2 separate regions of the Homo sapiens genome follow, and region 1 is linked to region 2. A link is an interaction called in ENCODE POLR2A ChIA-PET data of the cell type or tissue named here. Cell type or tissue: PC-9. All regions are shown on one strand. Each heading gives the region's core, and the rest is flanking DNA. Links, peaks and the distances in the headings are about the cores only.

Region 1 (4,000 bases), core at 1-4,000, 710 kb after region 2:
CTAGCACTTTGGGAGGCTGAGGTGGGAGGATCACTTGAGCCCAGGAGTTCGAGAACAGCTTGGGCAATATAGTGAGACCCAGTCTCTACAAAAAATAAAAAATTAGCCTGACATGGTGGCGCACACCCGTCGTCCCAGCTACTTGGGAGGCTGAGGCAGGAGGATTACTTGAATGGAAGAGAAGGAGGCTTCAGTGAGCCATGATCATGCCACTGCACTCTAGCCTGGGCAACAGAGTGAGACCCAGTCTCAAAAGAAAAAAAAATGCATTTATTTATTCCAAGTGTGTGAGTGCATAGCATTTGTGATTCTGGTCTTTGCTGTTTCCAGAGTTTCAGTGATTTTAAGATTCTGGAATTCAGAGATCCCAACAGCCACTGAATTCAAAATTCCCAGATGCTCAGTTATTTCAAGTTTCCAATATGTTGTGATTGCAGAAATGCTAGGCTGTGCTATTTCAAATTGCTGAGGGGCCAGGACTTTGGAATCCAAAGATTCTATGATGGAGAACTTTAATATTTTTCTGTTAGAATTTCTTTTTTTTGTTGGTTTTTTTGAGACAGAGTCTCGCTCTGTCGCCCAGGCTGGAGTGCAGTGGTGCGATCTCAGCTCACTGCAAGCTCCGCCTCCCGGGTTCAGGCCATTCTCCTGCCTCAGCCTGCCAAGTAGCTGGGACTACGGGCGCCCGCCACCACGCCTGGCTATTTTGTATTTTTAGTAAAGATGGGGTTTCACCGTGTTAGCCAGGAAGGTCTTGTTCTCCTGACCTCGTGATCCGCCCACCTCGGCCTCCCAAAGTGCTGGGATTACAGGTGTGAGCCATCATGCCTGACCTAGAATTTCATTTTAAAAGACTAGAAGGAAATGGCTGGGTGCGGTGGCTCATGTGTGTAATCTCAGCACTTTGGGAGGCTGAGGAGAGTGGATCACCTGAGGTCAGGCAGGAGTTCAAGACCAGCCTGGCCAACGTGGTGAAACCCTGTCTCTACTAAAAATACAAAAATTAGGTGGCCGTGGTGGTGCACGCCTGTAATCCCAGCTACTCAGGAGGCCGTGGCATGAGAATCACTTGAACCCAGGAGGCACAGTTATAGTGAGCTGAGATGGCACCATCGCACTCCAGCCTGGGTGACAGAGTGAGACTCCATCTCAAAAAAGGAAAAAAAAAAGAAAGACTAGAAGGAAATATTCAAAATGTTAATGATGGTTCCCTGTGAGTGGTGTGATTTTGTCCTCTTTCTTCTATTTTTATTTATTTTCCCCAAGCTCTCTATGGTGTTGGTGTATTTCTCTATAGTGGAATGTGTAAATTTAAAGTATAAATCTCAGCTGGGCACAGTGGCTCATGCCTGGTTTGAGACCAGCCTGGACAACATAATGAGAACTGTCTCTACTGAAAATGTTAAATATTATCTGGGAGTGGTGGTGCATGCCTGTAGTCCCAGCCATAGGGGAGGCTGAGGCATGAGGATCAATTGAGCCCAGTAGGTGGAGGCTGCAGTGAGCCATGATCTTGCCACTGCACTCCAGCCTGGGCAACAGAGTGAGACTCTGTCTCGATAATAATAACCCTCTATTACAACATATCAGTGCATGAATTTGTGATTTTATAATTCAAAATATGAGCATCTTTAATTGTCAGATTTGGTGACTTCAAGAATCAGTAATAATCAGTCTATGATACTAACTTTATAATTATTTTTTTTAAGAGAAGAGTTTCCTTTTATTTTATTTTATTTGAGACAGAGTTTCTCTCTGTTGCCCAGGCTGGAGTGCAGTGGCGCAATCTCGGCTCACTGCAGCCTCTGTCTCCTAGGTTCAAGCAATTCTCCTGCCTGAGCCTCCCGAGTAGCTGGGATTACAGGCATGCACCACCAGGCCCAGCTAATTTTTGTATTTTTAGCAGAGACGGGGTTTCACCATGTTGGCGAGGCTAGTCTTGAACTCCTGACCTCAAGTGATCCACCCGCCTCGGCCTCCCAAGGTGCTGGGATTACAGGCATGAGCCACCGTGCCCAGCCTAACTTTATAATTCTAAGATCGTGTTCAAACCTTTAAATGCTCTAGGGCTCTAAAATGTTACTATCCTAAGACGGTGACACTAGCGTTTGATTCTTACATTCTATGATTTTTTAAGTTTCTCTGTGGCCAGGACTCTGTGATTCTACAATGGGATGCTCAGCCATTTCAACATGTTGTTATTCATCCCCTCTTGATTTCAAAATCCTGAGCCTCAAGGTTCCTTGCCTTTACTTTCAGGAGGGCCTAGGAATAGGCATTTTGGGGGGGTCCACCTGACCCCTGCTTCTCTGAGAAGTGATCTCTTCCCGCTGTCTACGCACACGGAGTGTTCAGGACTGTTCCATGTGGCTACAACCCTCTTCCCAGTCAAGATGCAGGGACCAAGATCAGCAGGAGACCATCCCCTGGTCCAATGGTGACAACAGTAAGAGCAGTTAACAGTTATGTGCCAGGTATTATGCTAAGCACTACATTAATGTATTTAATCTTGGCGGGGTGTGGTGGCTCACACCTGTAATCCCAGCACTTTGGGAGGCCAGGGCGGGCAGATCACTTGAGGTCAGGAGTTCAAGACCAGCCTAGCCAACACAGTGAAACCCCATCTCTACTAAAAATACAAAAATTAGCCAAGCGTGGTGGCATATGCCTGTAATCCCAGCCACTTGGGAGACTGACGCAGGAGAATCACTTTAACCCAGGAGGTGGAGTCCAGCACCCAGCCGAGACTCACTTGTTTTTATTTATTTATTTATTTATTTTTATTTTTATTTTTTTTGAGACGGAATCTTGCTCTGTCACCCAGGCTGGAGTGCAGTGGCGCGATCTCAGCTCACCACAAGCTCCGCCTCCCGGGCTCACGCCATTCTCCTCTCAGCCTCCAGAGTAGCTGGGACTACAGGCGCCCGCCACCACCCCCAGCTAATTTTTGTATTTTTAGTAGAGACGGGGTTTCACCGTGTTAGCCAGGATGGTCTTATCTCCTGACTTCGTGATCCGCCCGCCTCGGCCTCCCAAAATGCTGGGATTACAGGCATGAACCACCACGCCCGGCCTATTTATTTATTTATTTAGAGATGGAGTCTTGCTCTGTCGCCCAGGCTGGAGTGCAGTGGTGCAGTCTTGGCTCACTGCAACCTCCGCCTTCCGGGTTTAAGCGATTCTCTTGCCTCAGCCTCCTGAGTAGCTGGGATTGGAATGAGACCACCACTTCTCCTGTTGTCCTTCCCAGCTTCTCCCCCACCTCCCCTTTTCCCTAGTTTATAAGACAGGAAAAAAAGGGAGAAAGCAAAACGCTGGAAAAAAACAGAAGTACGATAAATAGCTAGATGACCTTGGCGCCACCATCTGGTCCTGGTGGTTAAAATAATAATAATAATATTAATCCCTGACCAAAACTACTGGTGTTATCTGTAAATTCCAGACATTGTATGAGAAAGCACTGTAAAACGTTTTGTTCTGTTAGCTGATGTCTGTAGCCCCCAGTCACGTTCCTCACGCTTACTTGATCTATCGTGGCCCTTTCACGTGGACCCCTTAGCGTTGTAAGCCCTTAAAAGTGCTAGGAATTTCTTTTTCGGGGAGCTCGGCTCTTAAGACGCTGATGCTCCCGGCCGAATAAAAACCTCTTCCTTCTTTAATCCGGTGTCTGAGGAGTTTTGTCTGTGGCTCGTCCTGCTACAGAATTACAGGCACGCGCCACCGCTCCGGGCTAATTTTTGTATTTTTTTAGTAGACAGGGGGTTTCACCATGTTGGTCAGGCTGGACTTGAACCTCTGACCTCATGATCCACCCACCTCGGCCTCCCAAAGTGCTGGGATTACAGGCGTGAGCCACCGCGCCCGGCCGAGACTCACTATTTTATAAGAGGAGAGAGCAAAGCCAGGAACAGTGGCTCATGCCTCTAACTGCAGCAATTTGGGAGGCTGAGGCAGGTGGATCATTTGAAGTCAGGAGTTTGAGACCAGCCTGGCCAGCATG
Region 2 (8,033 bases), core at 2,251-6,250:
AGTATTTACTGATGAATCCACTCGGGGCAAAGTGTGAGGGAAAGGGTGGTGGGCAATAATGACAGCTGGCATTTCTTGGGTGATCGTTAAGAGCCAGGCACCATCTTAAACATTTTCCCTAAAGCATAGTTTCTCAGCTTCAGCACTACTGATGTTTTGTATTGGCCAGTTCTTACTAGTAGAGGGTTTGTGCATTGCAGAGATTTCAGCAGCACCCCGGCCTCTACTCACTAGGTACCAGTAGCAGCTTCCTAGTCATGCCAACCAAAAATGTCTTCAGATATTACCAAATGTCTCCACCCTGGGATAAGAATCACCCCTGGTTGAGAACCATTACTCTATATTTACTCATTTTTACCTTAAAACAACTCCATGAGGCCAGCGCCATTATTGTCTCCATTTTACAGATTGAAAAATGGAGGCACGCAGTGGTTATGACTTGCTGAGTAAAGAATACGAACCAGAATGATGTGACATGGGAAAGGAGGTCATCAGGGAGACCTCACTCAAGAAGTGACCTTAGAGGAGAGACCAGAAGAAGGTGATTGAGGGAGGGAGGTGCTGTGGCCCCTTGCCATTTCCACAGGACACAGATCCCCTTAGAATTTATATGTTGAAATCCTAACCTCCAAGATGATGGTATTAAAAGGTGGGGCTTGGGCCTGGCACGGTGGCTTACACCTGTAATCCCAGCACTTTGGAAGGCTGAAGTGGGTGGATCACCTGAGGTCAGGAGTTCGAGATCACCCTGGCCAACATGGTAAAACCCCGTCTCTGCTAAAAATACAAAAATTAGCTGGGCATGGTGGTAGATGCCTGTAATGCCAGCCACTTGGGAGGCAGGAGAATCACTTGAACCCAGGAGGCAGAGGTTGCAGTGAACCGAGATCATGCCACTGCACTCCAGCCTGGGCAACAGAGCAAGACTCCATCTCAAAAAAAAAAAAAGTGGGGCTTGTGGGAGGTGATTAGATCATGAGGGTACAGCACTTGTAAATAGATTGTATGCCCTTATTTTTTTTTTTTTCAATTTAAAAGCAAGATTGTGGAGACAGGGTCTTACTGATATTGCTCAGGCTGGTCTCAAACTCCTGGCCTCAAGCAATCCTTCCACCTTGGCCTCCCAGTGCTGGGATTACAAGAATAAGCCACCATGCCCAGTCTCAGCTCACTGTAACCTCCACCTCCTGGGCTCAAGCGATCCTCCCACCTCAGCTTCCCATGTAGCTGGGACTGTAGGCGCATGCCATCACACCCAGCTAATTTTTTTTATTTATTGGTAGAGACTGGGTTTCACCATGTTGCCCAGGCTGGTCTCCAACTCCTGAGCTCAGGCAATCCACCCACCTCGGCCTCCCAAAGTGCTGGGATTACAGGCGTGAGCCACCACCCCTGGCCCCTAGTTAAATTTTAAAATGAGTTTTGGACAGTGAATAGAAAAAATTTTACAGAAATGGATGAAATAGGCAAAAGTCAACTCAACATATGCATTAATTTGATTACACAAATCTGCATAAAATGACACTCTAGTCCGGTTGGAGATAACAGTCCTTACTTCACTTGTGGAGCCTGAAGTGACTTCTCCCCACATTTCCGGGGTTCCCAGGTCACAGGTGCCCCCTTTGGAAGCTGCACAGCATGGTCATTAAGGAGTTCAGGTGGCCTGGGTATGATCCCAGCACTGCACTTATTGTGAGCCATCAAGCAAGTCAATTTACTGTTCCATGCCTCAGTTTCCTTATCTGTAAAATGGCATAGAGCTTACTTCTTTGTTGGATCATTCAGAGAACAGCGTGTGTGTGTGTGTGTGTGTGTGTGTGTGTGTGTGTGTGTATTTCAAACTTCATAACAACCCTAAGAACTAGGTATTCATATTATCCTCATTTCACAGACGAACCAAGTCACAGAGAGATTGAGTAATTTGCCCAAGGCCACACCGCCAGTGGGCAGCATTAGGATCCCATAGTCTATGAGCTTAGCTGCCAAGACGGGTTGGGATAGAACAGATGTCCAGCTTGAGAGTAAAGCTGGGAGGTCAGAGGGTAAGAGCCAGGTAGGCGTGGTCTTAATTCTAGCAAGTCCAGTTTAAGAATCCTCCAAGTCCCCTACATCTCCTGCAAAACACAGCCCAGAACCTCATCCTTCTGCTGAAGGGATTCAGGTATCATCAACCGAAGTGAGAAAAAGCAAAGCAGATTGGGTCTGGGCTCGGTGGCCACGTCTGTAATCCCAACACTTTGGGAGACCAAGGCAGTAGAACTACTTGAGTCCAGGAATTTGAGACCAGCCTAAGTAATTTAGTGACACCCCTTCTTTACAAAAAATTTAAAAATTAGCCAGGAGTGGTAGTGTGTGCCTGTAGTCCCAGCTACTTGGGGGACTGAGGTGGGAGGATGGCTTAAGCCGAGGAGTTGGAGGCTGCAGTGAACCGTGATCATGCCACTGCATTCCAGCCTGGGCAACAGAGTGAGACGCTGTTTCAAAAAAAGAAAAAAAAAAATCAGTTTGATGGGGTAGGGTTGGGGAGCATGTCAGCAAGCAGATTTTGGATGTGCTGAGGATCGTATGAAATCCTAGGGAAGCAGCAACATCGAGATATAGGACAGCTAAGGAGTTCCATCTGGGACATGTTGAAATTTTTTTTTTAATAGAGATAGGGTCTCACTATGTTGCCCAGGCTGGTCTTGAACTCCTGGGCTCAAGTGATCCTCCCCCATCGGCCTCCCAAATTGCTGGGATTACAGGTGTGAGCACCACGCCCAGCCCGCTGGGACATGTTGGATTTTATGTGCCACCCAGATGGTTGGATACTCAGATCTGAAAAGCAGGAGAAAGCTCTGGGCTGGAAATAGGAAACTGCACCTCAGTTCTCCATGCAGTCACTGATATAGTCGGTGAGGGACTGGGGGAGCCCTCAGGAGACATCGCACAGTCCCCCCTCTCTCTTTCTTTCTCTCACCCCTCAGAAAAGAATAAGGAGCTGCCCAGTACACACCTGCCCACCAACGCTGGGATCCTGGCGGCCACCATCATTGGATCTCTTGCTGCCGGGGCCCTTCTCATCAGCTGCATTGCCTATCTCCTGGTGACAAGGAACTGGAGGGGCCAGAGCCACAGGTACAGGGTCCCCAAGTGTCCCTCTCCTGTCTGCTCCCACTGTCTTCTCAAGCCCCATGGATTCTTCCACAAGTCACATCATCCGGCTCATACACAATCTCATCAAATCTTGGAACTCCTGGGGTGAAAAGAATCTTTCTATCCTGTATTAAACAGAATTCTGCATTGCAAGGGACAGAAAACCTATTCTTAAACTGACTTACCAAAAAGAAGGAATTTTAGTCAGGGTCTCGCTCTGTCACCCAGGCTGGAGTGCAGTGGCACAATCACGACTCACTGCAGCCTCAACTTCCCCGGACTCAGGTGAGTCTTTCACCTCAGCCTCCCAGGTAGCTGAGACTACAGGTGTGCACCACCAAGCCTGGCTAATTTTTTTTATTTTTGTAGAGATGGGGTTTTGCCCAGGCTGGTCTCGAACTCCTGGGCTCAAGTGATCCTCCAGCTTTGGCCTCCCAAAGTGCTGAGAATACAGGCATGAGCCACTGTTCCCTGCCCAAAAAACAAGGAATTGTTTAATACTACATAACTTATTCAGGTAGGCTGCATCCAGGGGCTCAATGTTCTCAAATGACTCCTTTATATACTCGTCAACTCTGTATTTTTCTTCGGTGGCTTCATTCTCAGGCAGGCTCTCCCCTGTTGCCACAAGATCACTCCCAGGGGGCCCAGGCTCATACTCCACTGGTTTAGCCATTCCTAGCAAGGAGACCACCTTGTTCCTGGTAGTTCCAACAAGAGCCCCAAGTCTACCTCTCATTGGCTTAACTCAGATCACATGACTTTTCATGAACCAATCACTGTGGCCAGGGGTTGGTGGCCAGGGAAAGCTCTGATTGGCCAAAGTTGGGCTATTTGTGCAGCCCCAGAGACTGGGCTAGATCCAACTCCGTTTAATCAAGTGGATTGAGAGTGTAGACCGGCTCTCCAAAGGAAAACAAAACTGGTTGCTATTGTCAAAGAAGGGGAGTGGGCAGCAGCAGGCACAGCTATCAGATGCTACCTACTTGTATGGAGAGAGAGAGAGAGAGAGAGAGAGGAGAGAGAGGAGAGAGAGACAGTCCTGTTTCCCCCAGGGAGAGTCTATTCGTGAAAAATTCCTTTCTTATGACATCAGCGTCTTCAGAACTTTGTCTCTTGAAATTGATTCTGAACTGATTGTAGATAAGATGTCTAATTTTTCTGCCACTCACCAGTTCCCAGAATATGAAAGCAGCAATTTTGTCTCCTTTCTCAACTCTTCCTTATGTGCCATGGATTCTGTTTTCTTCTTCTTCTTTTTTTTTTTTGAGACAGAGTCTTGCTGCAGTGTAGTGGCGCAATCTTGGCTCACTGCAACCTCCACCTCCGGGACTCAAGCAATTCTCGTGCCTCAGCCTCCCAAGTAGCTGAGACTACAGGCGTGCACCACAACGCCCGGCTAATTTTTTGTATTTTAGTAGAGATGGGGTTTCACCATGTTGCCCTGGATGGTCTCAAACTCCTGATCTCAGGCAATCCGCCAGCCTCGGCCTCCCAAAGTGCTGGAATTACAGGCATGAGCCACTGCGCCTGGCCTATTTCTTTTTCTTTTTTAAAGAGACAGGGTCTTGCTTTATCACCCAGGCTGGAGTGCAGTGGCATGATCATAGTTTACTGCAGCCTCAGACTCCTGGGCTCAAGTGATCCTCCCACCTCAGCCTCCTGGGTAACTGGGACCACAGGCCTGTGCTACCACACCTGGCTAATTATCTGTATTATTATTTTTTGTAGAGATGGGGTCTTGCTATGTTGCCCAAGCTGACCTCAAACTCCTGGCCTTAAGCGGTCCTTCTGCCTCAGCCTCCCAAAGTGCTCGAATTACAGGCATGCATCACCATGCCTAGCTTATTTTTTACTTTTTGTAAAAATAAGATCTCCCTGTGTTGCCCTGGCTGTCTTGAATTGCTGGGCTCAAGCCATCCTCCCATCTCAGCCCCCCAAGTAGCTGGGACTACAGGAGTGCACCATTTCCAAGCTTTTTTTTCTTCTTCTTCTTGTTTTGCTCTTGTCGCCCAGGCTGGAATCCAGTGGCGCGATCTCGGCTCACTGCAACTTCCGCCTCAGGGGTTCAAGCGATTTTCCTGCCTCAGCTTCCTGAGTAGCTGGAATTACAGGCACCCACCACCTCGCCTGGCTAATTTTTGTATTTTTAGTAGAGACGGGGTTTCACCATGTTGGCCAGGATGGTCTCAAACTCCTGAACTCAGGTGATCTGCCCACCTTGGCCTCCCAAAGTGTTGGGATTACAGGCATGAGCCACTGAGCCCAATTACTATTTTTTTACTCAAAACCGCACACACACCTTCCACCCCCTCCCCCCTCTCCATTTTCCTTCATAGGGAAGGATGTTGCTCTCTGATATTCTACTGTCAATGCTTTATTCCAATTTTCTTCCCCTCTCTTTCCACCCTAGACTGCCTGCTCCGAGGGGCCAGGGATCTCTGTCCATCTTGTGCTCGGCTGTATCCCCAGTGCCTTCAGTGACGCCCAGCACATGGTTGGTGCTTGTAAATACTTATTTAGTGAACTAACAAACTTGCTATAGCGGTGTCAAGAGTACTTTTGTTTTCAGAGTCAAAGTCTCACTCTGTTGCCAAGGTTGGGGTGCAGTGGTGCGATCGTAGCTCACCGTAGCCTCGACCTCCCTGGTTCAAACTATCCTCCCACCCGAGTCTCCCAAGTAGCTGGGACCCCAGGTGTGCACCACCACACCTGGCTAATTTTTGTAATTTTTGTAGAGACGGGATCTCACTTTGTGAGTCAGGCAGGTCTCAAACTCCTGGCCTCAAAAAAGTCTCCTACCTTGGTCTCCCAATGTGCTGGGAGTATAGTCATGAGCCATTTCACTTGGTTCCAGTGTACTTTTAAAATTAAGGGTATTCAGGACGGGTGCAGTGGCTCATGCCTGTAATCCCAGCACTTTGGGAGGCCAAGGCAGGTGGATCACTTGAGGTCAGGAGTTCGAGACCAACCTGATGAACATGGTGAAACCCTGTCTCTACTAATAATACAAAATTAGCAGAGCATGGGCCAGGCATGGTGCCTCACGCCTGTAATCCCAGCACTTTGGGAGGCCGAGGCTGGCGGATCACGAGGTCAGGAAATCGAGACCATCCTGGCTAACACGGTGAAACCCCGTCTCTACTAAAAATACAAAAAATTAGCCGGGCATGGTGGCAGGTGCCTGTAGTCCCAGCTACTCGGGAGGCTGAGGCAGGAGAATGGCATGAACCCGGGAGGCGGAGCTTTTAGTGAGCCGAGATTGCACCACTGCACTCCAGCCTGGGCGACAGAGCGAGACTCTGTCTCAAAAAAAAAAATTAAAATAAAATAAAATAAAATAAGCCGAGCATGGTGGCACACACCTGTAATCCCAGCTACTTGGGAGGCTGAGGCAGGAGAATCGCTTGAACCCAGGAGGCGGAGGTTGCAGTGAGCTGAGATCACGCCATTGCACTCCAGCCTGGGCAACAGAGCGAGACTCTGTCTCAAAAAATTAAAAAATAAAAAATAAATAAGGGTATTCAAATGAATCTATGTAAAGAGAAATATTAAGGAAATCATAAGACAGGTGGATGAAGCAGGATCATTTAGGTGATCTCTGTAAATGGTGATGTCTGGGGAACACTATTCATTGGCATAAGGTGGTGGCTAGGGAAACTGAGGGATTGCGGATGAGGATTATGGAAGAAAAGTCTGGGATAGTTCAGGCCTCATCCTAGCTCACTCTGAAGGAGAGACCATGTGGCTTTCAGGGACCTGGTGGGATTTCCAGCTTCTCTTAAGTCTCTCTCCCCCCGCCTGAGTGTCTCTCTATCCTAATATCAATTCCCTCTATGTGTCCCCAGGATGGCGACCACAGAGAAGCCAGAATTGGGCCCTGCTCATGATGCTGGTAAGGCGGGAGCCCCAGATCTCACTACCTAGCCCTCCTCTCAGCTCCTCCTTTCTCCCCTATAGCCACAAGCCCGCTTATTCTCCCTCACTCAGAGACCTCCCAATGCACCTGCCCCGAGACCTCTCTGGGGCCCCCTGAACTCACCCACATAATCTGAGCGCATCGGCACCCACCCCAAACCTGCTTTTTCTCTTCTTCTCAGTGGCTAGCATCCCCATCCCATCATGCAAGTGGATCCCATCCACCTCCACAGGCCACTACCAGCCTCCTAGACCCCCCACACCCAGCTCCTCACTGGTCTCCCAGCCTCCAGACCCCTCCAACCCATCCCAGGACAAGGTCTTTCTAAAATTCTGATCATGTTACTCCTCTGCTCAAAGGCCCTCCATGGCTCCCCTGTGCCCTTGGGACAAAGTTTAGTCTCCTTAACATGGTTCTCAAGGCCCTTCACAAGACAGATCAAACACAGTTTCTGAAACACAGCTGGCTCTCTCACCAGACCTCTGCACTCACCCTCTCCTGCCTTAGCTTCACTCACTTCTCTCTACTATCTCAGATGCCCCCTCCTCCAGGAAGCCCTCACTGAGTCCTAGGCTACTTAGGCACCCCGTCTTGGGCTCCCACCCGCCCCCAGTCCCCCGACTCCAGCCCTAAACACTCCAGGTTGTCACTCTGGAGACTGGTCTGCGTCCCCCACTGGACTGTAAGTCCTGGAAGGGCAGGCCTGGGACTGTCGTGGTCAGCACTGTGTCCCCAGCACTGGGTTTGGCTAGAAGAAGCGTTTGCACAAATGTTAGTTGAATAAATAAATAAATGAATGTCAACAGGCAGTCAGAGTGGCCTGTGGGGCCCATGTGTCAGCTGGTACCTCCCCTGGCCTCTGTTTCAGGTGACAACAACATCTATGAAGTGATGCCCTCTCCAGTCCTCCTGGTGTCCCCCATCAGTGACACAAGGTCCATAAACCCAGCCCGGGTGAGTCCCGTCCCCAGCCTCTCCC

What was found. Peaks named below come from ENCODE experiments on the same cell type or tissue, not always from the same donor. Only the 100,000 strongest peaks of a DNase experiment are listed, where the experiment ranks them.
Region 1: POLR2A ChIA-PET joins it to region 2 with 5 read pairs; 3 of 35 experiments call an interaction of 5 or more read pairs at or near these places.

Annotation. Positions count from the first base shown.
Region 1 is chr19:45,387,017-45,391,016 of GRCh38, forward strand. The region is part of intron 8 of PPP1R13L (protein phosphatase 1 regulatory subunit 13 like); the gene reads right to left. Among named protein-coding and RNA genes, the nearest start is that of PPP1R13L, 16 kb to the right of the region's middle. In PC-9, for the core only: a CTCF peak has its summit at 3,310; no DNase peak of the experiment used is centred there.
Region 2 is chr19:44,673,305-44,681,337 of GRCh38, forward strand. CEACAM19 (CEA cell adhesion molecule 19) reads left to right here. Exons shown (of 8, transcript NM_001127893.3): 3 at 2,967-3,117; 4 at 5,549-5,632; 5 at 6,984-7,030; 6 at 7,923-8,008. Among named protein-coding and RNA genes, the nearest start is that of CEACAM19, 5.8 kb to the left of the region's middle. In PC-9, for the core only: a CTCF peak has its summit at 4,124; a DNase peak (open chromatin) is centred at 4,227; H3K4me3 peaks cover 990 bases; H3K27ac peaks cover 1,803 bases.